Linked DNA regions of Homo sapiens: regions 2, 3, 4, 5 and 6 are each linked to region 1. A link is a contact called in ENCODE Hi-C or POLR2A ChIA-PET data. All regions are on one chromosome and are shown on one strand. Each heading gives the region's core, a stretch centred on a gene start or an enhancer-like site at or near the end of the contact. The rest is flanking DNA. Distances are from core to core; before and after follow the strand shown. Region 1 overlaps SLC9A9 (solute carrier family 9 member A9). Region 2 has its middle 46 kb from the start of CHST2. Region 3 has its middle 57 kb from the start of DIPK2A. Region 4 holds the start of CHST2 (carbohydrate sulfotransferase 2). Region 5 has its middle 88 kb from the start of CHST2. Region 6 holds the start of SLC9A9 (solute carrier family 9 member A9).

The links. Hi-C counts contacts between places; a loop is a spot of excess contacts on that map. ChIA-PET counts read pairs that join two places held with the same protein, here RNA polymerase II (POLR2A). Pooled maps may share reads with other maps.
Region 2: a map with no recorded cell type shows a loop between it and region 1 (2.1-fold over the local background). The contact joins two enhancer-like sites. A Hi-C loop is called at or near these places in 20 of 37 single-sample maps with no recorded cell type and 14 of 50 pooled maps.
Region 3: a loop to region 1 is called in a map with no recorded cell type, with 5 times the contacts of the local background. The contact joins two enhancer-like sites. A Hi-C loop is called at or near these places in 6 of 37 single-sample maps with no recorded cell type and 4 of 50 pooled maps.
Region 4: a map of B cell shows a loop between it and region 1 (8-fold over the local background). The contact joins the promoter of CHST2 here to the enhancer-like site in region 1. A Hi-C loop is called at or near these places in 3 of 168 maps with a recorded cell type or tissue (B cell, GM12878 and naive thymus-derived CD4-positive, alpha-beta T cell), 31 of 37 single-sample maps with no recorded cell type and 12 of 50 pooled maps. POLR2A ChIA-PET finds 5 or more read pairs at or near these places in 1 of 52 experiments (activated B cell).
Region 5: a map of mesothelial cell of epicardium shows a loop between it and region 1 (18-fold over the local background). The contact joins two enhancer-like sites. A Hi-C loop is called at or near these places in 1 of 168 maps with a recorded cell type or tissue (mesothelial cell of epicardium), 2 of 37 single-sample maps with no recorded cell type and 2 of 50 pooled maps.
Region 6: a pooled map shows a loop between it and region 1 (2.1-fold over the local background). The contact joins the promoter of SLC9A9 here to the enhancer-like site in region 1. A Hi-C loop is called at or near these places in 3 of 37 single-sample maps with no recorded cell type and 11 of 50 pooled maps. POLR2A ChIA-PET finds 5 or more read pairs at or near these places in 1 of 52 experiments (activated naive CD4-positive, alpha-beta T cell).

The regions. Positions count from the first base shown.
Region 1 is chr3:143,528,168-143,532,187 of GRCh38, reverse strand. The region is part of intron 9 of SLC9A9 (solute carrier family 9 member A9); the gene reads left to right. Among named protein-coding and RNA genes, the nearest start is that of SLC9A9-AS1, 190 kb to the right of the region's middle. Within about 2 kb of position 2,252, at least 5 of the 41 ENCODE cell types and tissues checked have a DNase peak (open chromatin) inside an H3K27ac peak, as active enhancers do; they include B cell, where a contact is called at or near this core.
Region 2 is chr3:143,163,767-143,167,766 of GRCh38, reverse strand. No RefSeq gene overlaps it. Among named protein-coding and RNA genes, the nearest start is that of CHST2, 46 kb to the right of the region's middle. Within about 2 kb of position 2,731, at least 4 of the 41 ENCODE cell types and tissues checked have a DNase peak (open chromatin) inside an H3K27ac peak, as active enhancers do.
Region 3 is chr3:144,026,885-144,030,538 of GRCh38, reverse strand. No RefSeq gene overlaps it. Among named protein-coding and RNA genes, the nearest start is that of DIPK2A, 57 kb to the right of the region's middle. Within about 2 kb of position 1,623, at least 3 of the 41 ENCODE cell types and tissues checked have a DNase peak (open chromatin) inside an H3K27ac peak, as active enhancers do.
Region 4 is chr3:143,117,052-143,121,020 of GRCh38, reverse strand. CHST2 (carbohydrate sulfotransferase 2) reads right to left here and starts at 1,250. Exons shown (of 2, transcript NM_004267.5): 1 at 480-1,250; 2 at 1-377. The coding sequence starts at 204. RefSeq lists silencers at 1-67, 128-327, 388-467, 518-567, 598-647 and 1 more and enhancers at 1-534, 858-907, 1,193-1,692, 1,888-2,017, 1,693-2,194.
Region 5 is chr3:143,205,683-143,209,387 of GRCh38, reverse strand. No RefSeq gene overlaps it. Among named protein-coding and RNA genes, the nearest start is that of CHST2, 88 kb to the right of the region's middle. Within about 2 kb of position 2,032, at least 3 of the 41 ENCODE cell types and tissues checked have a DNase peak (open chromatin) inside an H3K27ac peak, as active enhancers do.
Region 6 is chr3:143,846,489-143,850,371 of GRCh38, reverse strand. It overlaps SLC9A9 (solute carrier family 9 member A9), which reads left to right and starts at 1,904. Exons shown (of 16, transcript NM_173653.4): 1 at 1,904-2,224. The coding sequence starts at 2,050.

The DNA of each region.
Region 1 (4,020 bases), core at 1,003-3,502:
AGCAGCATACCACTGATTACATGTATCAATGTTTATCATATTAGACACTTAAAATGAGGATTTTAGAAATATTTAGTAATTTATTTTAAAATAATGATAAATCCATTGCATGTTAACATAAATCACACTTTCTATTTTTGCAAATTTCTTTTATTTCTGGTTTAATGGAAGGCAGCTGGATTATCAGATTTGCTTCTGCATTCAATCAGTTGTGATTATCACGCATTATGTAGCCTCTGGAAACCTCCATTGTATCCTCAGGATAGAATGAGAATGAACAAATCAAAGGATGTCTTAGTAACAGTCTGAAAATCATGTTAACTTCATGAGCTACCTGTAAGAGTCTCAGGGAGTCTCAGAGGTCAATAAGTCATACTTTGAGAACCGTCCCTACACGTAAGTTTATTTCTGTTTACTTTTTACCTTATTGTTTTGTTTTTAGCTTTTTAAACTTACTATGTCATAGGCCATGATATTGTTCTCTTTCATTAAAATGAGATTCATACATGTTAAATAACAATTACCTAGATTATTTGGTCTTATTTTTCCTAATGTTTCTCTTAATTTACACCCACATATTGTATTATACAACAAGAAAGAGGAAATGAGAAGGAACTCAGTGAAGATTTGTGTAGACTGCCTTCTTCCTAAAGGTTTTTAAGACAAACTTCCTATACATTATGTCTTATTTGATTTAGTGCTGCTTCCAGCAGGAAGATGTACTCTGTGATGGCTCATGGTTTTAGCTTCTTCTCTCCCTCATGTGAATCTCTGTCTCCAAAGACATGAAAAGATGCCCTACCACTGTTCTGAGATGAACTCAAATAAATAAAATTCAGCTCTATTCACCAGGGTCTCTAGAGGCTTATAAATGAAGATCAGGATAAAGGAAATTTGGGGATGTGGTTTGCTTTCCTTGCCAGGGGAGCATTTGAAATCTCAAGAGCTAAGTAAGGCCAAAATGCTCAAGCGGAGGCATGAGTTGATGTATCAGATTCACTCATAAATGGGGATAATGATAGCTTCTATTTCATGGCACCAGAATCTATAAAAGTACTCACCAAATAGCTGTTGTTGAATGAATAGTGTTGTAAAGATTAAATTAGTTTTCATGCATTAGTTTTTACAAAATGTTTGTGGCTCATAATGAGCACTATATGCATGTTAGGTTTTGTTTCAGTTATTTTGTTGTGTTTTTTCTGAGTGCTGGAATTAGGACTCATAATTATATCTCGCAGTTCAAGCTTCTTATCTATAATGGGATTATTTTATTCTATGAACTAAAACATAAAATGCTAAAAGGAGGTAAGTTGACAGAGGCAAATCCTGAATCACATTATGGCAATTTTTCAATGAATTCAGTTAGAGTAGCCACCAATATGACACTGGTTAAATCAGAAACTCCCATCTTGACAGAACAGTGAGAAGCCAGATCCAACCCTTATCAGTTGTCTGATTTTGTCTCCTTTTTCTTCATGTTGCAAAAACTATTTGAATAGTGTTTTTGGTTTTTGTTTGTTTGTTTGTTTGTTTTGTTTTGTTTTGTTTTTCAGATTTCTGATGGACTTGAGATAATGCATGCACACTTTTCCATTTGGTCAAGGTTTTTCCTTACTAACTGTATTAGTCTGTTTTCACGCTGCTGATAAAGACATACCCAACACTGGGTAATTTATAATAAAGGAAAAGAGGTTTAATGGACTCACAGCTCTGCGTGGCTAGGGAGGCCTCACAATCATGGCAGAAGGCAAAAGGCAAGTCTTACACTGTGGCAAGCAGGAGAGAGAATGATAGCCAAGCGAAAGGGGTTTCCCTTTATAAAACCATCAGTTCTCGTGAGACTTATTCACTACCAGGAGAACAGTATGGGGGAAACAGCCCCCATGATTCAATTATCTCTCACCGGGTCCCCCCCACAATATGTGGGAATCATGGGAGCTTCAATACAAGATGAGATTTGTGTGGGGACACAGCCAAACTCTCTCACTAACTTAGTAATTATCACTTGAATATTTTATTAGGCATGATAATTCATTTGCTTATAGCCACTTGTTAGCCACAGCCCTCTAAACTCAAAGCCAGGTATCCCTTCCCTTCCCTCAGTACAGTGCATGCTACAACGTCAATAGCTTCAACAAGCCAAACCTAAAACTGGATGGTAGGCTGCTTTCCCAGGGTTCTAATAACAGGTGGTGCACGGGTTAGACTCCAGGCAAGCACAACCCCAGTTTCCTCATTCTCATTCTTCCGTCCTAGAGTCATAGGAGTGGCTTCTGTTCTGCTCATCTGAAATTCAGAAACAAAATAGGGCACTCCTTTGATAGACTTTTTATTTGCTAAATTTACTGGAAATACAGCATCAGATACAGTGTCCAATCTTCCTAGTCTTCCATTTTTCAATTCTTCTCTTTTCGGTGTACATATCAATGACTTTATAAAATATGAATAAGTACTATATACATTTATATAAATGTAAAACATTTAACAAAATACTCGGTATCTAACTCTCTCCCTAGAAGCCAGTAATCATTGATGGGTTACTGAGTCCTTGGAATTGAAAACTATGACTTCTATTCTCTTCCCTTTGTTACAGTTCTTCTCAAGTTTTCTTGAGTAAAAATCCCTGCTCTCATGTGTTCAATTCACCTGGTATATAAAACCATCCAACAAAACAGTGTTGAATCCTTCCAAAATCCACTGGCAAATACTTTCATGGGATGACATTCCCTAAACAAAACTTCATAATGCCCTTGTTTTATCCACACCCCTAGAGAGGATTACATATCAAAGAATTAAAAATGTTTTAATAGAACTCAGGCCAAAATGCTTCAGATGAATTAAGAAATCCTCTGGGTCTCTTCCAAAAGCCAAAGTGAACTTGGACTTTTTCTCTCTCCAGTGTTTTTATAAAAACGTTTTAAAAGTTGAATTTGTGTTTTCTTAGCTATCTCAGTATTGCGGTTCTGATCATAAGATGTTGACTTCCTCCCAGAGGGGCATTTCCCACTCTGAAATTAGCTGCTGCATTTTTTGCTTGAGAGGCTTGACTGCGTCTCTACCCTCAAGCACCTTAGCTCACCCCGCTGTTGTTGGCACAGGGTAACTCACCCTCCTCATCTGCAGCTCTGTCTCCTCCCACATGGCACCGGCACTGTCCCTCTCATCTGTAAGATACACACATTCTCCTTTAGACTTATTTCCTTCTGTTTAGAGTTAATGCTCTTGATGGCTTCACATTTCCACTATTTCATATTGTTGGTCCTCTTAACTTATAAGTCATGAAGATCAATCAAAGTAAAGATAATAAACTCCTGACCTATCAGATAGTCTGATGCCTGGCACACAGTAAGTACTTAAGACATATTTGTCACACTTTTTTTTTTTTACTTTTGAGCTAGAAGGACAAAAATACCCAGGCATGAGTTAATGTATAGAAGGTGGCTTATTCTCCTTTGCCTTCTTCTAGGACTTTTTACTTGATCAGACCATATGAAATTGCTGCTATTTGATAGTTTAGACCTTATAGAAAAGGTAATTTTGTGTGATTCAGCTGTTTTCATGGTGCTAAGCAGCTTGATGTTCTGTTTGCAAAGAGTTCCCACCCTCACAGAGTTGTTCATAGGGTTATAGGGTGACCAACTACTACCGGGATAGAGGACTTTCAGTGCTAAAACGGGAAAAGATCACAGCAAACTTAGATTTGTTGATCACCCACTTATCACACTGCAGTCAAATTCTGCTTTCTGTACTTTCTTATTTCCTAAATGTGTAAAGGAAAAAATTTCCAAACTCATCATAATACTAGGTAAGATTTATTGAGGGCCTATCATGTACAGACAACTGAGTTAATTGGTTTAATCTTTCCAATAATGCTGAATTCTTCTAATAATTCTTAATTCCAACAATAATTCTTACCTCCATTTTGCTGGCCGCTAAAAGGAGGCACAGAAAAGCAAAGTAACCTGACTGAGGTCACAGAGCCTATAATGGTGGAGCAAAAAGCTGAACACAGGAATCTGA
Region 2 (4,000 bases), core at 1,482-3,981, 360 kb after region 1:
CTTCACAGTAAATTATTAGAAGATTGGGGCAGCTGCAATATACATTAACCTGTGCTTCTGCAAGCCAGGGAGGTTGACGGAGGGTCACCAATTTTTGTCAATTTCCTGGACTCCTCTCGATTACAGTCATGTGTTGCTTAATGATGGGGATATATTCTGAGAAATGCAGCATTAAGCTATTTCATCACTGGGCAAACATCATAGAGTGTACTTATACAAGCCTAGATGGTAGAGCCTACTGCACACCTAGGCTATACCATATAGCCTATTGCTCCTGAGCTACAAATCTGCACAGCATGTTACTGTGCCGAATACTGTAGGCAACTGTAACACAATGGTGTTTGTGTATCTAACCATATCTAAACATAGAAAAGACACAGTAGAAATACAGTGTAAAAGATTAAAAATGGTGCACACCTGTGTAGGGCAGAGTGGAGCTTACAGGACTGAAAGTTGCTCTGAGTGGATCAGTGAAGGAGTGGTGAGTGAATGTGAAGACCTAGGACACGGCTGTACACTACTGTAGACTTTAGAAACACTGTACACTTGGGCTACATGAAATTTATAAAAAACACTTTTCCTTCTTCAATAACAAGTTAACCTTAGCTTACTGTAAATTTTTTGTTTTATAAACTTTTCCATTTTTTTAACTTTTTTACTCTTTTGTAATAACACTTAGCTTAAAACACAAACACATTGTACAGCTGTACAAAGATGTTTTCTTTCTTTATATCCTGATTCTATAGGTTTTTTCTACTTCAAATTTATTTATTTTTTTTACTTTTTAAACTTTTTTGTTAAAAACTAAGACAAACATACCCATGATCCTAGGCCTACAGAGGGTCAGGATCTTCCATATCACTGCCTTCCACCTCCACATCTTGTCCCACTGGAAGGTCTTCACGGGCAATAACACACATGGAGCTGTCATCTCCTGCGATAATAATGCCTTCTGGAATTCCTCATGAAGGACCAGCCTGAGGCTGTTTTACAGTTAACTTTTCTTTTATAAGTAAAACTACACTCTAAAACAATGATTACAAGTATAGAATAGTAAATACAGAAACCAGTAATATAGTTGTTGATTATCATTGTCAGGCATTATGTACTGGACATAATTGTATAGACTATACTTTTATAGGACTAGTAGTGCAGTAGGTTTGTTTACACCAGCATCACCGCAAACATGTGAGTAATGCATTGCACTGTGGCCCTAGGATGGCCACAACATCACTAGGCAATAGAATTTTTCAGCTCCATTATAATCTTATGAGAACCGTTACATATATGGTCCATCGTTGACAGAAATATTGTTTTGCAGTACATGACTGTATCTAAAACATTTAGAATCACAGGTCTATCAATCAGTCAATAAACATCTAGGAAGCACCCAATAGGTGCAAAGCCTTGTGAGACCCCCCCAGGTCTATGAGAAAGTACAAGCCAGTCGATCTCTAAGACTACGGAGATTGGACTCCTATCTAATGATACTACAGCTCACAGCATATCCTCTTTGGGAATGGATTTCAGAATATGGTGTGGATCCGGAGAAAAAGAAAGAAAGGAGGAAGCTCATTGCGAGGTAGAAGAGATAATAAATTTTTAGCAGAAAATGCTTGGAAGATAGTTAGAAATTAGGAACTATGAAGAATTCAGATTTTTTTTTCTTTTATTACTATACTTTAAGTTTTAGGGTACATGTGCACATTGTGCAGGTTAGTTACATATGTATACATGTGCCACGCTGGTGCGCTGCACCCACTAACTTGTCATCTAGCATTAGGTATATCTCCCAATGCTATCCCTCCCCCCTCCCCCCACCCCACAACAGTCCCCAGAGTGTGATGTTCCCCTTCCTGTGTCCATGTGATCTCAGATTTTTAAGAGAAGGCAGATCCACTGATATGACGACTTCTGAAACTGGGAAGTATGACTCATGAACAAGTCAGATTCTTCCATTCAACAGATTGAGCTGAGTGACTTCTAGGTCCTTGCTACTCAAAGCATGGGTCACAGACCAGCAGCAACAGCATTACCTGGGAACTTGTTAGAAATGCAGATTCTCAAGCCCCAGAAATAATGAATTAGAATCTGCATTTTAACAAGATCCCCAGGTGATTTACATGCATTATGAAGTTTTAGAAGTACTTGTCTCAGTGCCAAGCATTTACTATACACATGTTTACAAAAGGAGACAAGGAAATCTGCTTGAGGAGACCATTCTGAGCTGCTAGTAAGGAACTGGCCCAAATTTGTCCTTCTCTACAAATCTAGAGAATTTTCAAGTGCCTGCTGCCTCCCACCTGGCACCCAGTTCCTTCAGTGGGAGCCATTGATTGGTACAGCTGCCTTAGAATTCAAGAGAGCTCTTTTCTCAGCCACTGAAACAAGAAGAGCGATGTTGAATCAGAACTCATTTTGCCCACAGGACAGTGTTTATAATGTGCTGTTATGTGTTGACATTATTTACACTTCCAACTTAATTTATATAAAGTATTTATATTTCCAAAAAAGATCTGCAACAACTTATAACAAGAGATATATTCAATAAGGCCATTCAAATGCAAAACCAACAACAAAAAAATCAGAAGGACAGGAAAAAGAAGATGCAAAAAGGAAATGTTTCAAGCATCTTGGGTATTATGGTTATTTAGAGTTAGCAATAGACATAGCTCTGAGTTTGCTGGTAGCCAACGCAAAGCGAAAACAGGAGGAGTTATGAAACTCTCATTATGTGAAACATATTACTCAACGGAGGCAAGAAAAGAGATATTTTTGAAATGCCCTGATATCAGTGTCAACAGGAAGAAGTTCAGTATTTGGAGAAAGAAAGATTAAAGGAAAAATTCTGGCCCCAAAAATCTTCACACACACACACACACACACACACACACACACACGCGCGCACACACACGCGCGCACACACACACACACACACACTTACTTCGCATAGGTCTCCAGTAAATGTTTTGCATTTTTACTATAAATTCAACGCTGGTGCTCAAATTTAGAAAATATTTCTCTCTTGTCTTCTCCCTTACATACTTACAATTTAAAACCCTGGGATTTTCAAAGCACCGTCAAGTTTTACATCTTGTTTGGCCTTCACATCAGTCTTCTGAAATTACTTCCTCCATTGCACTATAAGGAAAGCAGGCCCAGAAAGGTTCTCTTACTGCCTAACATCCAGAAGTTAGTCTGGAATCCATTTCCCCCAAAACCCAGGCTTGATCCTCAGTGTCCTTAATACTACAAGCTGCCCTTTCTTGGAGGTCAAGATTTAATTCCATTGAACTCTCTGAAAATCTCATTTCCAGCTACCAAATGGCAGACTCTTAAGGGAAGTGACTCTTTAAGGCAAGCAGAAGATGGATCTATAATATATTGCAAGACCAGCAAGTGCCTACACTTAGGAAGCTCACTCTTAAAAGGGTCACTAGGAAAGGACTCTCTATCTAAAATGTGCCTCCATCTATGTGCTTGATAGTGCCAGTTAAAACCCTAAGAGGAGGTTTCAAAGTCTAAAATAACTCTGAGAAGGGGAAGGGAATAAGTATGTCTACCATAATCAAAGAAAAACAGCCAAGAAGAATGAAAAAGACCTCTGCTGGGATCGGCCATTCAGTGACAAGCTTGTCTCGCCAGAATATAACTCAAGGAAAGGTGTCAACATCAAAACTGAGATCTCAGAAAAACAGCATGAGGATGAACTGTGCAGTGAGGTAGCTAATCCACACAGCGGATGACAACAGAGGCTCAGAATACAAATAATGCTGTCTCTGCTGGAGGGAGAACCCCAGCACCATTCACTTCCAGAAGGAAACTCTTAGTGTGTCCCTGCCAGGAAAACTGAGCCAAACACAAAAAAACCTCCAGTTTCTTCTCTCCTTACACTAATCCACCACTCAGGCAAACAAACTGGAAACCTGGAGCTCTGAATAACAGATACCAGTTCAAGATGCTACTTTGGGATAAAGCGAATCTGCTCTGTGGTCTGTTT
Region 3 (3,654 bases), core at 374-2,873, 500 kb before region 1:
ACTTCCTTGATTTTTTTGAGCTCATTATTTACATAAAAATATTCAGAGTTATTTTCAGGGTAATTGTGATTGAAAATATAATAATAATTATTGCTATTGCAAAATTTGTATATGAAATTTTCATTTGGGCCTAGTCATGGTGACTTTTATGTAACATATCAAAACATTTTGTATTTTTTTGATATCAAATGTGAACAGTCTCTCAAATAAAATGAGACTTATAACTAGTTGCATTTAAGTACTCCTGTTGACATAAGCTACAACAGGTGTGGAGAAAGGAAAGGAGCGAGGTGAGGAGCAGGGGCGTGGAAAATTCTCCAATGCAGCAGAGAAGAAAACAGTTTAGGTCACAGCATTTTGATCTTGCATGTGATACAACCACTCAGCTAGAAAGAATGAAGTGATCACACTGATATTCAGAGTTTGTGTCTAAACACCATAATCTTTAAGATTCGGAGTGCTTCTTTTATTAAAGTCCCAAATACGTGCCTTATCCCTCTATCTATATATCTTTCTATCTATCTATCTATCTATCTATCTATCTATCTATCTATCATCTATCTCTCTATCTGTCTAGATAGGCCTTATGCCTATATCATCAACCTATTAGATAGATTAGGTAGATAGACATAGATAGATATAGGAATCATAGATAGATATATAGGTAGATAGATACATATCTAGATAGGTGATAGATGGATGGATGGATAGATAGATAGACAGATAGATAGACAGATAGAGATACATTTCCACAATTTCCTCATGGATATAATATCAGAATAAGAGGAATAAAAGTTGATAAAGGCTGGGCATGGTAAATCACGACTGTAATTCCAGCACTTTGGGAGGCTGACACAGGTAGAGCACTTGAGGCCAAGAGTTCGAGACCAGCCTGGGTAACATGGAGAAACCTCGTCTCTACGTAAAACACAAAAATTAGCCTGGTGTGGTGGTACGAGCTACTTGGGAGACTGAGGCACAAGAATCACTTTAACCCAGGAAATGGAGGTTGCAGTGAGCCGAGATCACACCACTGCACTCCAGCCTGGGTACAGAGTGAGACTCTGTCAAAAAAAAAAAAAAAGTTGTTAAGAAGTTGGGGGACACTCAGTAGTACCTGAGGGCATACTGCCTGGACCATTGTTGACATGGAACGATGAAGCATGGAATGAGTTACAAGTCACACAGGCCATTCAACCAGCTCTCAGACCCTGCTGTTGGGCCCAAAACTGGACCCAGCACCACTCTGCCCATCTCCTGTTGCTGAGCCTCTGTGGTGTTAATGAATGGAGTACTGGGTTTAGCCACTAACATCTTACTGGTGGAAAGGGAAGCAGCAGTACTAAAAACTGTCAGTCCTTTATTCTTCATGTCTATTGGAGAAGCCTGCCTACACACACATGCTCATGCATGCACATGCACGCACACACACACACACACACACACACACACACACCCTGGGAGCATTCCGTAAACACAGGAAAAATGACATGGGCTCCAGAGAGCAATATTTCTGGCAAATCCAGATGGTGGTGATGTAAAACAACACAATGATGTTCACTATTACTCTCAGCTGTGAAAATTTACGTGGCAGTACCACTTCTCACTTTCACTCCATTTCCCCTTTCCCACTTCCCCATTTAGCATCTGTAAGTTACTCAGTCTCATTTTATAAAGATACATTCATTCTCTCAGCAAATATTTACTGAGTTTCTATCACATGCTAGGGACCAGGAGTTTGGTGATCAGCAAGAGAAAGACCCTGTTGGCTCTCCAGAAGCATACCTTCTAGTTAGGGAGACAAATATAATTTAGTAATTTAGCATCACTTCAGAGACGGAAAAATCAGTCTGGAAAAAAAAAAAACAGAAAAGGGACTCAGCAGAACTGAAAAAAGATCAAGGATATTTAATATAAGGTGGTTAGAGAAGCCCTGCTGAGGAAAGGACATTTAAGCAATATGGGAATGATAAGGAATCAATCCAGTGAAGATCTAAGAGGAGAGAATTCTAAGCAGAGGGAACAGCAAAGTTTCTGAGCAAGATAGCTTGCCAGATTGCAGGACCAGATTTTGTAGCCTAATTATAGTTAATAAAGATATAAGTGATAGAATAAGAGGACTCAGAGCAAGTCTCATAGGCCATAGTCAGGAGTTTAGATTTTATTCTAAATGGGTTATGTAACCATTGGAGATTTTAAGAAGTTGGATTAAAATGACCATGTTGACTCTTCTATAGAGAATAGGCTTTCATGATGCAAGAGTGGACATAAGAAGTGGAAAACAGGTTTTGCTATACTTAGACGAGAGATAACAGGTGGGAGGATAGTTGAGAAGATGGTGAGAAGTCACAGGATTTGGAATGTATTTCGCATATAGGATTGACAGAATTTTTGCCTATGGATTCAACTTATAAAAGGGCTGGCAAGGAAAAAAAGAAAAATCAAAGATAACACCAAGTCTTTGAATTTCACTTATAAATCTTCCTAATGGGAATCTGATAAGAATGTCATTGGTGTAAAATACATGTACTATGTCATTAGTGATACAAATAAATGTATATTTGTTGAATGAATGAAGGAGGAAAGATTATTTTCACGCTGCTTTCTTGTATAAATAGCTGATATTAAGCATGGCTTTGTCTGCATTATGTTTTTTTTAAGTGAACAATATATCCCAAAGATTGCTACACAGAAGTACACACAGGTATTCCTCCTTTCCTTAAACAATTGAACAGGATTTTTTGTATGAATATAATATAGTTCTGTCAATCAGTCCCAGTTGATGGACATTGCCATTTTTTCCTAGTCATTTACTGCACATAATCTTGCAATAAATAGCATGTACATGTCTTTTAACTTTTTACCTGTGAATCTTTGAGGTAGATTCTTAGAAGTGAGATTGCTGGGTTACCTAAGAACCCAAGATAAAGAACAGCAATAGACCAGGGCAGGTGGCTTACATCTGAAATCCCAGAACTTTGGAAGGCTGAGGTGGGGGATCAATTGGGGCTAGGAGTTTGAGACCTAACTGCACAACATTGCAAGATCCTGTCTCTAAAAAAAAAAAAAAAAAAAAATTTTTTTTTATACTTTAAGTTCTAGGGTACATATACACAACGTGCAGGTTTGTTACATATGTATACATGTGCCATGTTGGTGTGCTGCACCCATTAACTCGTCATTTACATTAGGTATAGCCCCTAATGCTGTCCCTCCCCACTCCCTACACACCACGACAGGCCCCAGTGTGTGATGTTCCCCACCCTGTGTCCAAGTGTTCTCATTGTTCAATTCCCACCTATGAGTGAGAACATGCGGTGTCTGGTTTTTTGTCCTTGCGATAGTTTGCTGAGAATGATGGTTTCCAGCTTCATCCATGTCCCTACAAAGGATATGAACTCATTTTTTATGGCTGCATAGTATTCCATGATGTATATGTGCCACATTTTATTAATCCAGTCTATCATTGATGGACATTTGGTTTTGTTCCAAGTCTTTGCTGTTGTGAATAGTGCCACAATAAACATATGTTATAGTAGCATGATTTATAACCCTTTGGTTATATACCCAGTAATGGGATGGCTGGGTCAAATGGTATTTCTAGTCCTAGATCCCTAAGGAATCGCCACACTGTCTTCCACAATGGTTGAACCA
Region 4 (3,969 bases), core at 1-2,500, 410 kb after region 1:
GAGCACCAGCAGCAGTGCATAGCCCGCGCACAACACCAGCGCCTTCCTACGGAACACCTTCATTCCGAGAGGGGACGCGGGCCAGCGGCGTCCTGGGCGCCGGGGCCACTGCGGGAGCAGGGCACGCGGCGCGGCTGCAGGCGCAGCCTGGAGCAGCCGAGGGAGCGCGCCCGGGGGCAGAGCTCGCTGCGGGCTGCGGCTCATCACAGGCACAATCCGGGCCGGCGGCGCGGCGGAGGCAGCCCTGCAGCCCGGGAAGGGGACGCAGCGGGCTGGCTGCTGGCGCCGGGACTCGGGCCGCGACTCCGAGGCGGGCGCGGCGGCTGGTCCCCAGCGCCCAAGGCTGGCTCTCCCATGGCAGCGGCTCCGGGTAGGACCTGCGAGGGGAAGCGGAGTGAGCGGATGCGCCCCAATCTCCCTCCCAGCCTCCTCCTCCTAAGTAACGCCCACCCTCGGTTCTGCCCGGTTCCTCCGCTCACCTGGAGCCGAGGGCGCGCCCGGGAGCGGCCCCGGATCACCGCCCGGCGGACTGTCCGGCTGTCACTCGTTCCTCGATTTCGCTCCCTCTCGCTTCCGCTGGGGGTCCCCGCACCTTCGAGGGGTCTGGGGAGTCGGCCGACTTATCCCTGGGCAGTTTCCGGGCAGCGGGCGCCCTGCGGCTCGGGAAGAAAAACTTTCACGCGGCCCAGAGCCCCGCTCCGCGCTCCGCCGAACCCGGCGCCTCCCGGCTCCAGCGACGTCTCCTCCGCTTTCTCGGGACCGCAGCTTCCTGTCTCGCTCAGGGGAACGAAGCCGGCTGGGGGCGATGGCTGGGGGCGGCTTATATGGGACTCAGCTCCCGGCATAGCGGCGCAGCCCCTCTCGCTTTCGGCCTCCGTGCGGCGAATTTTCCCACCTCTCTGGCAGCGGTGGATGGGGCACAGCGCGACCCCGCAGCGGCGGCGGCGGCTGCTTCCATCACCGGGAGGATGCCCGGGCGGACAGCGCAGGCAACCCCCGCCGCTCCGCAGCCTCCGACTGGACCAAAGGACCCCGAACACACAGCTCTAGGCAAGGAAACCCAGGTGTGCAGCACTGCCCGACCCGACCCAACCCGCCCCCGGTACCAGCGCTTCTGGCCAACGAGGTATTTAAGCAAAGAAAGACCCCGCCGCAGCCGCCGCCGCCGCGCGAAAGCGGCGCCCAGGAGGATGCTGCTACCCGACTCCCCTTACGCCGGGCGCCCGCAACGCGCTCGGACCAGCCTCTGCGCGGCTCCTGCCAGCCGGCGCCCGGTTGGTGCGCGCCGCCGTCTGTCGCCGCGGCTCCTCCCCTCCGCCGCGCAGCCCTCCCCCTTCGCCGGCCCCGCCCCCGCCCCCAACGCCGAGCCGGCTCCCACCGTCGCTGCGCCTCGGGGGCTGGAGACGCGACCCGCTTTACCGCGACGCGCGGGGGCTGCAGTCCACGGGTCCGAAGGCTTAGCTCTGCGCGCAAAGCGCCGGGATGCGAACGCGGGATCTGGAGCTCGTCGGTGCCGAGAGCTGCCAGAGAGTTGGATTCTGCGTGCAGCTGCCGGACTCGGCCCCATGTTTTTGCTCTCAGAAAGAGTTGGTGATGAAGTTTGGGCAGAAATCCCCTGTCGGCCGTCCGCTCCACGCTTCCCTCGGGGCCGACACTGCCAACCTCTCCGGGCACTGAGGACACCTCTGCGCCCTGGAGCGGTGGGAGGACGCGGAGCGCCGTTCTCTGGCTTCCGACACCCTGCCCGCCCTCTCTAGTGGGTCTGTGGCTGCGCCCTCTCGAAGGAAGTAATAAATCTTTCTGACCTTGGGGGTCAGAGGAGACGCTTCAGTTTTCCGGAGGGGTGTGCGGGCGGGACCGTCTTTCCGCTTTACTGGACCTCTGGCCGGGGCTGCTCTTGTTTCATTGTGCCCCACATGCGGAGCCCCGATGCTCTCCGCATTTCCGCTCGCGGTGCTGCGTCCACTGTGATTGACGTCCTCTGGAATTGGGGTGATGGGGGAGGGGAACGCCCCGTTCTAATTTGCAGAAAAATACTTGTCCCGCTTCTTGGTTTTGTAGATGAGATCAAAGAACTTGACCCCAAAGGAAACACCGTTGTTGAAAGAAAATCATTTTTCAGTTGCTTTAGGTTTAAGTACTTTTGTTTAAGGTTATGAGGAAAAGCGTCTCTCTCTCCCCCCAACTCCCTCCCTCCCCAAGAACACTAAGCTGTAGCCTCAACTTCATCTGTAGAATGGGGACAGTTGTAACAGCCTCCGGAGACTGAACGGTGGTTGAGTATCAGAGCGCGCACACGAAAGGTTAGACCTGAGTTCAGGCCTCCAAGTGCCGAAAAGGGAATCTCCGTGGGGCCTGAGGCTCAGCACCCTCGGATAAACAGAGCTCTCGCTGATCCGGAGTTTTGTTGCCTCCTGTCCCAGTAGAGTTTTTAGAAGTTACTGCACAATTATCTTTGTAGCGTTTCGGGCAGACTTTTCAGAGGACCGTTCTAACATTAAAATATTGCTGTTTGCGCCATTATTCTTCCATGAGTCTTACAGAATCCCCTGAGTACAAAGACTTGAAAAGTGACTTAACTCGCTTTCCACGGGTTTTTAACTCTCTTACGGATTTAGTTTCAGGGGAGAAAAATGTTCAAAAAACTTATTTATCCTTGTTTTCCAGAAAAACCCATAATGTCACGAGTACAGTTCAGCTTATTTTTTCTCCTGGGGAGGGGGATTGGGACAAGGACAGCAGAGCTCAAATTTTATATCCAGCTTTCTCAAATAATATGGCATTGCCTCTGGAAGTGGGTCGAGACAGGCAAGAATCCCTGTTAACAGATGAAGGTGGTAGAGTTTAATTGAGCGACTCCCCATCTTTTCCTTTTCTGGAATCCCCAGCCTCCCTTCGCCTACTCTCTCAAATGCCCCTGCCCCTTTTTCACCACCTCTTTTACCACGAAAACTAAAATGACATTGGTGCATGAAAAGACTGATGGGAGAGAGAGGGAATTGGGGAGGAAAGTAAATCTCAATTTTAATATTCAACATGATTCCAAGAAAAATAATTTCTAATATTTTTCATTTAGTTTCTGGCTTTGTGCTTACCCAGAAAAAAACTGAATTGCATTAGTCGATGTAGGGACCCTTTTTAAAAACAATTGTTTGCATAGAAATAATTCCGTTTGCAATTTTGTAACACTTTACTGGTGTTGGCAAAATAGTAAATCCATTTGCCAGGTGCCCCCACAGTGCTCAGCTGGCATAAATTTACGGGTTCTGGCATCTCCACCCTCTCCTTGCTTGCAAATTTTTCCCATTTTGCATGGTGTCATGATTAATTCTGAACTTTGTTATAGCTAATGACATCTGAAAACTTCATAATGCCTTCCTTCCCGCATTTGTTTGGAAATTCCTTTCATTTTAATCTACTTATTTTAGCATAGTAATGACCCAGACATATAATATGTCACATAATAATGTCACTTGCACAAGAGCCAGTCATGCCACAGGGCTAGCCTTAATTTCGGCTCACTGGTTTAGTTTGTCACAATTCCATCTCCCCCAGGATGCTCTTTCAGTCTCTGTCTTCTCTGCTGCCTGTTATGTTCTATTGGAAACTGTCAGGCCTCTGAGCCAAAGCTAAGCCATCATATCCCCTGTGACCTGCATGTACACATCCAGATGGCTGGTCCTTGCCTTAACTGATGACATTCCACTACAAAAGAAGTGAAAATGGCAGGTCCTGCCTTAACTGATGACATTACCTTGTGAAATTCCTTCTCCTGGCTCATCCTGGCTCAAAAAGCTCCCCCACTGAGCACCTTGTGATCCCCCCCTCCACACCTGCCCACCAGAGAACAACCCCCTTTGACTGTAATTTTCCTTTACCTGCCCAAATCCTATAAAACGGCCCCACGCCTATCTCCCTTCACTGACTCTCTTTTCGGACTCAGCCCGCCTGCACCCAGGTGATTAAAAA
Region 5 (3,705 bases), core at 783-3,282, 320 kb after region 1:
TCCCTAATCACCATAAAAACCCAAGCTAGTCTTCTTTCCCTGCTCTCAAGCCATTTGAGACCTGCTTGGGATCTATCCTGCTCTCTCCAGAAAGCCTCATTATATAAGAAACTAACCTTTTTTTACACTATTGATATGTGTGCAGCATATCAGCCTTGACATCTAAACCAAATTTGGGGTGGGAGTCCTTCCAGTTTCTACACAGTGACTGCAGATAATCTTTGGCATCTGTGTTCAAAGGCTGCACCATTCAAGAGAAACGTAATGTGAGCTGCACATGAAGCATTAATAGAAGCCACCCTAAAAAAGTAAAAATTTTTTAAAAGCCACGTAAAATAAATTCTAATAATATACTTTATTTAATCCAATATATCCAAAATATTATTATTTCAACATGTAATCAATGAAAGAAGTATTAATGAGATAGATTAACATTATTCTTCCCATACTAAAGTCTTCAGAAGCTGGTGAGCATATTGCACTGCAGCACATCACAATTTGAAGTAGCCACATTTCAAGTGCTCATAACACATGTGTGGCCAGCGGCTAGACAGTGCAGGTCTAAGGAATCCCAATGAAGGCCCCAGATTCCTGAAACTATTGTTGTTTATTAAAAGTATTACATATTTATGAAAACTAAGATGCTATCAGTTATAAGATGCATTATTTCACATACCATTTAAACATTTTAATTATGAATGCCATAAATTCAGAGATTTTAAACTGAAAAAAAGTATGTACCTTAGAACTCTTAAATATATATATTTCTTTAAATATATATAGTAGTTTCCTCTAAAGGGCCTGACCCCAGGGAAAGGTGTAAGATGAGAAAATCAGTGTTTTGGTACCATTACCAGTTTGGTATTATTACCCTGCAAGATCCTGTTTCTCTCCTTGGACCCTAATTCTACCTAATTAGGAATTCTACCCAATTCCTGTCAATCCTTGTTTTAATGGATTGACATCTATTATCTAATGATAATTAGATGACAAAAGAGCGTTACATGTCTCCCTAAAATGTACATGTTGAAATCCTAACCTCCAGGTTGATGGTATTAGGAGGTTGGGCCTTTAAAAGGTGATTAGGTCATGAAGATGGAGCTCTCATGAATGGGATTAGTGCCCTTATAGAAAAAAGGCCCCAAAGAGACCTCTTGCTCCTTCCACCATGTGAGGACACAGCAAGAAGTCAGCAGTCTGCAACCTGGAAAGGGACCCTCACCAGAACCTGACCATGCTGGTGCCCCAGTCTCAGATTTCTGGCCTCCAGAACTGTGTGATAAAAATTTCAGTTGTGTGTAAGTCACCCAGTCTATAGTACTTTGTTATAGCAACCCATACGGACTAAGACAGGGAGTACTCATTGTACTAGGGGAATCCTTAATGTGACACTTGCATTTTCAAAGAAGACAACTAAAATGAGGCATTTATTGAGCACTGTGCCATGCAGTGAGCTCATCTAATCCTCCAACAAACTCGTGAGTTAAGTATTATTTCATTTCCATTTTTCAAAAAAGAAGAAAAAAAGCAGACTCAGAGAGGTTAAGTAACTTGTCCAAGGTCAAACAGTATAAATGGCAAATTCAGGTTAAATCTCTCTGATTCATTAGCCCATTTATTTTCTTGATAACCTAAATAGGGAAGTGATAAAGATGGGTTGAAAGATAGAGTCCCAGAAGGCAACTACTTACCTACTCCTCTTTAGGAAGAACCCACTCACTCCTTCTCAAAGGCCTTAACAATTGACTTTCAGGTGGCCTCCTCCATCAAACCACCATCAAATGTCAGCTCTGACCACAGTATTTGGCCACCCCTGGTGACTCAGCAGGTTTTCTTTGCAAAGCTGCAAGCAGCCCTTGGAATAGGCAATCCCCTTTTTAAAAAATGCACATCTTGAGCTCCAAGGAAATGCCTCAGTGAGCAGAATCAAGAGCACACACCAAAAAAAATGGTTGTGTGTGCAGTTTTGGAGGTGAGACTTTGCACAGTTCAGTAGCCATGGCCTATCACTCATGGCAGGATGGCCACACAGCTGCAGTTCTCAAGAGCCCGGCAGCCAGGGCCAGGCAGACATTACTTGTTTTTTTGGGGGGGGATTTTTGTTGTTGGTGGTTTTTTTAGTCCATGGGCTTGAAGCAGCCTCAAGACCTCAGCCCAGTATAAAGGGCTGCCTAGCAAGCCAGCCAGACTGAATTCCAACCCAGTTCAGAGAATTGAAATGTGAGAAGGAGCTATTCTTCAGCATAACCAGCACCACGGCATAGGCAACGCTTCAAAACACACAGGCAAAGAAACCCCTCAATTAAGTCTCTCAGCTGGAAGTATGTGGGTATCAAAATTGTTCTTAAGCACTATTTATCACTCACAAGCTGAGAATATCAGGGGAAAAAAAGTAAACCTGAAAAGCGTCATTGGAGACATTACTAGAGAAATAAATAAGACAGTGCAAAAAAAAAAAAAAGAAAGGAAAAAAGGTGTTCCAGGCTCTGTCAATGATGAGGATTAGAAGTGGACCGTTTGACAAAAGAATTTTCTCTACCACTTTTAGCTGGGGGTCAAGGCATTTCAAACATTAACCTGTCCTGGACATCATTACAATTTAAAGATACTTTATAAATGCCTTGCTCATACCTTCCTACAAAAACTCACACTGAGTTATTTTTGTCATTATTTTCCAATTTCTAGGTATTTGGAATATTTAGAACTACTGCTGCTGCAAAGGCTAAAATAGTCTCATAACAAGCCAAGCCCTCACATGCTTAGAATCATGAATTAGCTCCTTCTTTGGCTTTGCCACACCCAATGACAGCCACACACCTCTCCCCAGCTTATTTGAGGTGGAACAGAACCAAAGAAAGAGCCAGTTCCATGATCCTAAGCAGTAAAATTTCAGACCAGTGCATTGCGGAGGACAGGCCTCAACTACTTAATCCTAATGGGTGGAAACAGGGGGAACATGCTTCATTTTTCTACAACCCTCAGGCCAAAGTCAAACTTCACTCATGCCTTCTTTGTCACTCGCTTTCCATAATGATGACTTGAATAGTATTAACTTTAACAATAAAAATAATAGACCCCTTTATATCTTGAGACCGAAGCCCTGGAGAGCCAGGGGCCTGTGATCGCCCTCCCGACCCCAACGAGGGATAGCCATGGAGGCAGGACCACCACCCTATGGGTCCAGAGGGTAGAACATGGGGCCAGAGAGGATTATTCTCAAACCCTAAGGTTTCATGTTGTTTTCCCTGTCAGGTTACATAGGACCTATGACCACTTTGTTCTGTCCTATTTCTCCCTTTCAGAATGGAATAGCCTACATTGGTCCTATCATTGTATTTGGGAAGCACATAATTGGTCTGGTTTCAAAGGTTTGAAGCTGGAGAGGAATTTTGCCTCAGGATGAATTGTACTTTGAGTTTCACCTATATCTGATTTAAACAATATTTAGATGAGACTTTGGACTTTAGACTTTAGTGTTGTCTTTGGAATGAGTTAAGATTTTTGGAGCTGTTGGGATGGAATGAATGTATTTTGCATGCAAGAAGAATATGAATTTGGGGAGCTAGGGGCAGAATGCTATGGGCTGAATATTTGTGTCCCCTCAAAGTTCATATGTTGAAATCCTAACCTCCTATGTGATAGTATTAGGAGATGGGACCTTTGTGAGGTGATTAGATCATGAGGGTAGAGACTTAATGGATGGGA
Region 6 (3,883 bases), core at 655-3,154, 320 kb before region 1:
TTTTGTCAAGTTGCTTCATTGGTTAAAAGAGTGAAACTGGATGTCACGGATCAACCAGAGAATGTTTATTCTACTCAGATGGAATAATTGTGATAAAAGAAAACCAAAGTAATTCAATAATGACAAAAAACAAAAGGACAGGAAGTTTCTGAATTTGTGTTATCTTGTATATCTGACAACTCGACTGAACCTGTGGAGTTGCAAAATCATAAAGGTAGAACCTGCTAGCAAAGCTCCATGAAATGCTTGCAAGCATTAGCTGATAGGTTTCAAAACAGTATGAATATTAGTCATCACAGATATTCCTGCCAAAAAGGGTAGCGTGTCAGAAGAACATCTGCAGCACACATAAATACCCTCTGCTAAGTTAAACTCAGAGAGGAAATAAGCTTCCAAAGTTGCACAAAGCAAAGATGCTGAAACAGCAGAGCTTTGTATTAAGGGGTTGATAGACTTGCTCTCATGGTGAAACTGTTTGTTGAGGAGGTAGTTAGCTCCCAATAATATTACATGCTTGACCTTTAGCTTTTAGTGACAAAAATTGTTTCAGGACGCATTTGGGCTCAGCCTACTCAATAAGAAATCACATTGTATAAATTGAGCATTAATTGTGTCAAAATGGGGATCATAAGTGATTAATACTCCCAAATTACAATGATATGGTAAAATGAAAAAAAAAATCAGCTAACCCCAGGATATACCCAAATGTGTTATAGGATCAAGTGTTAAAAGCAAGCAGGTCATAATATTTGCTAAGAAAAAAGAAAGAAAAGGAAAAAAAAGCTGCAGAACCCATGGTATTATCTTGAACTATTTTAAAGTAGAAAAATATGAAATCAGACAGGAGCAACCTGCCACATGGAAGATGATCTGAAGAATCATCACTCTTATGATCAGAATCCTGTGAATACAGAGCTTTCATTTCTGGTGGCAGAACCATTTCTCAGTGAGCAACATTGTTTTGCCATAGGACAGAGGAGGTTGTGATCTATTGCAGATTTCTGTGGGTCCTGGATGCCGAGACCAGGAACCCTACAAAGAGAAATCCATGCATGTGGCGTTGCTGAGGATGGCTGCGTGAGTTTCTCTTTCGAAGTAATGTGTTTTGTTTTTTTTCTTTTTTGTCTCAACGTATCCAAACAGTACAGTTGTAGAGATGGGGATGGAATTTTATTTGTCTTTTGCTTTCATTGTTTTCTCTTGTTAAAAGAAAAACAATTGATTTAGAGTTTAAAGGCTGCTCTGCAACTATCAATTATATAAAGCCAAATAGAGTCATATACTAAATCCTTTCTTGCTTCTCAACTAAAAAAAAAAAAAAAAAATCCTGTGAAATCACTTTAGGTTTGCTTAACCAATGTACAGTCATGATTTGAGAGCATAAGAAACCCTATAAGAAACCCTATGCCTTAAGTGAATCCCATTGTGAGATACTTGAGCTATGAGGCGGAAGTTTCAGGCTAAGCAGTGTAATATCTTTTCAGGAGGCTAATATGCTGATCCATTTAGAGCACAGAGGCTGATTGATAACTGTGCTATCAATCCCCATCACTTTGGCAGGTCTTGGTTAGAGAGGAAAGATCTTGCATTTAGGTGAAGTTGAGTCAGGAATTGGCTTTTTGAACTTAGAAAACGTTGCTAGTGTAAGGCTACCTTTTTTATTATTAATCTACAGTTCATATTTATGCAGCTTAAGAAGACTTATTTGGAATAATAAGACCGTGATTCAAGATCTTAGCATCATTGCTTGCAGATTTGTCCAGTATGAAAGATATTTTCATGAGATGAATCACTTAAAGACATTAAGAGTCAGTGATGAAACCACACACTCTCGAGTTTGAAAAGAGACAGGGCTGCTTTAAGAGAGAAACAGGAAGTTGTAACTAGAAGCCATCTGAATACTAAGCCAGGGCAGAATGCTTGTGAAGTAGCAACTAAAGTGGCAGTGTTTCTTCTGAAATTCTCAGGCAGTCAGACTGTCTTAGGCAAATCTTGATAAAATAGCCTTTATCCAGGTTTTTATCTAAGGAATCCCAAGAAGACTGGGGAATGGAGAGACAGTCAAGGGTTATGTCAGAAAAGGATGAGTATCAGTTTCAACATCAGGGAGCGGTGGAGCTGCTTGTCTTCAATTTTTTGCTCATCCTTACCATTTTGACAATCTGGTTATTTAAAAATCATCGATTCCGCTTCTTGCATGAAACTGGAGGAGCAATGGTGTATGGTGAGTGCATAAATTGTGAGATTGATGTGAAACTTGTTGCTTGAGCGTAATTAGAGACTTGTGCTCAGATAGCAAAGTACCGAAACTGGAGAAAATGTGCTGATTGAAATGTCATTAGTTTGATGAAAGGTGCTGCAGCGTAACGAATGCTAATCTCTTTACAGACAAGCCGCCGAAATTTGCCATGTCACGAGAGCAAATGTCACAGTCATGTTCTCACACGGCACATAATGCAAGTCTGTTGACAGATGCGGGTCCATTGTCATGTGGGGAGTCGAGGGCGAGCTGTTTGTTTTTGTAATGATGTTGGGAAGTGATGGCTCTGCAGTCACAAAGAGCAGCCTTCTCTCACTGGCTGCACCGATGAACATTACGAAGTTCTAGAAAAAACATCACTTCAAAATGCCTGGAGTAATTCCTCTTATATCAACTAATTTCAAGAAGAAAACTTGCAGAAACTAACCCCACCCCTCTTAAGAGAATATTGTGTCCAAGTCCTTTTTATTTATACGAACAGTGTCTTATTTTCTTATAATAAAAAGTTATAAATAAACGAGAGTTTCTTTATGCAGTACTTTTTACTTCTTAGCCTGATTTCAGATGTTCTAATTTATAATGATCATTGCTAGTGTTATTTGTTATGTATCTCCTATTTATGTATTGGAGGCCAAGGTGTGGAAAAATATTTAACACCTGCAGTATTGCTCTTTCTGGGCAACTTACCGTATCATTCCTTTCAGAAAGTTTAATAAAGTCTGACAGAGATTATCTGTCTGTACTCTCATCTTTTAAAGTAAAATGAAAGACACCAGTTTTTACTGGTGTTACTGATGAAATAGTTTACTTCACTGCTCTTATCTCAGCCTGATAATGGATAGGAAGTTTGAACACAATGGCAACAGGCAAGGCATTGCTATAATTTATAGCAAATAACATACTTTTATATTTGGGGTTTCCTCATTTTGGAAATCCTGAAACCCTTTCCTAAGCCTGAGATTCAGGGTACAGATCAATGCACATTGTATATGCTAATCCTGTGGTGTCCTGATATTAACAGTGTATAGTTGTGATTTCAGAACCTAAGGAATCCTAAGCCTTAAGTGGATCCCACTGTGAGATACTTGAGCTATAAGGCGGAAGTTTCAGGCTCAGGAGGCTGATATGCTGATCCATTCAGAGCACAGAGTTAAATTCCTTGGTACTGAGGGTCTTTTAAAAATTTTTTGCTTGGGAGTGGGGAGGGACAGCATTAGGAGATATACCTGATGTTAAATGACGAGTTAATGGGTGCAGCACACCAACATGGCACATGTATACATATGTAACTAACCTGCACGTTGTGCACATGTACCCTAAAACTTAAAGTATAATTAAAAAAAGAAAAAAAACATAACCCAAATGCAAAAAAAAAAAAAACCTTTTTTTGCTGTATTGTTTTATTTATTTTTTAAAATTTAGTGGAGACAGGGTCTCACTATGTTGCCCAGGCTGGTCTCCAACTCCTGGCCTAAAGAGATCCACTGACCTTGGCCTCCCAAAATGCTGGCATTACGGGCATGAGCCACCATTCCCAGCCAGTATTGAGGGTCTTAACGGGCACAAGAAAACTCTCATTTAAGAGAAAAAAAAAATCACAATCAGGTGGGAGAGAAATAGCCA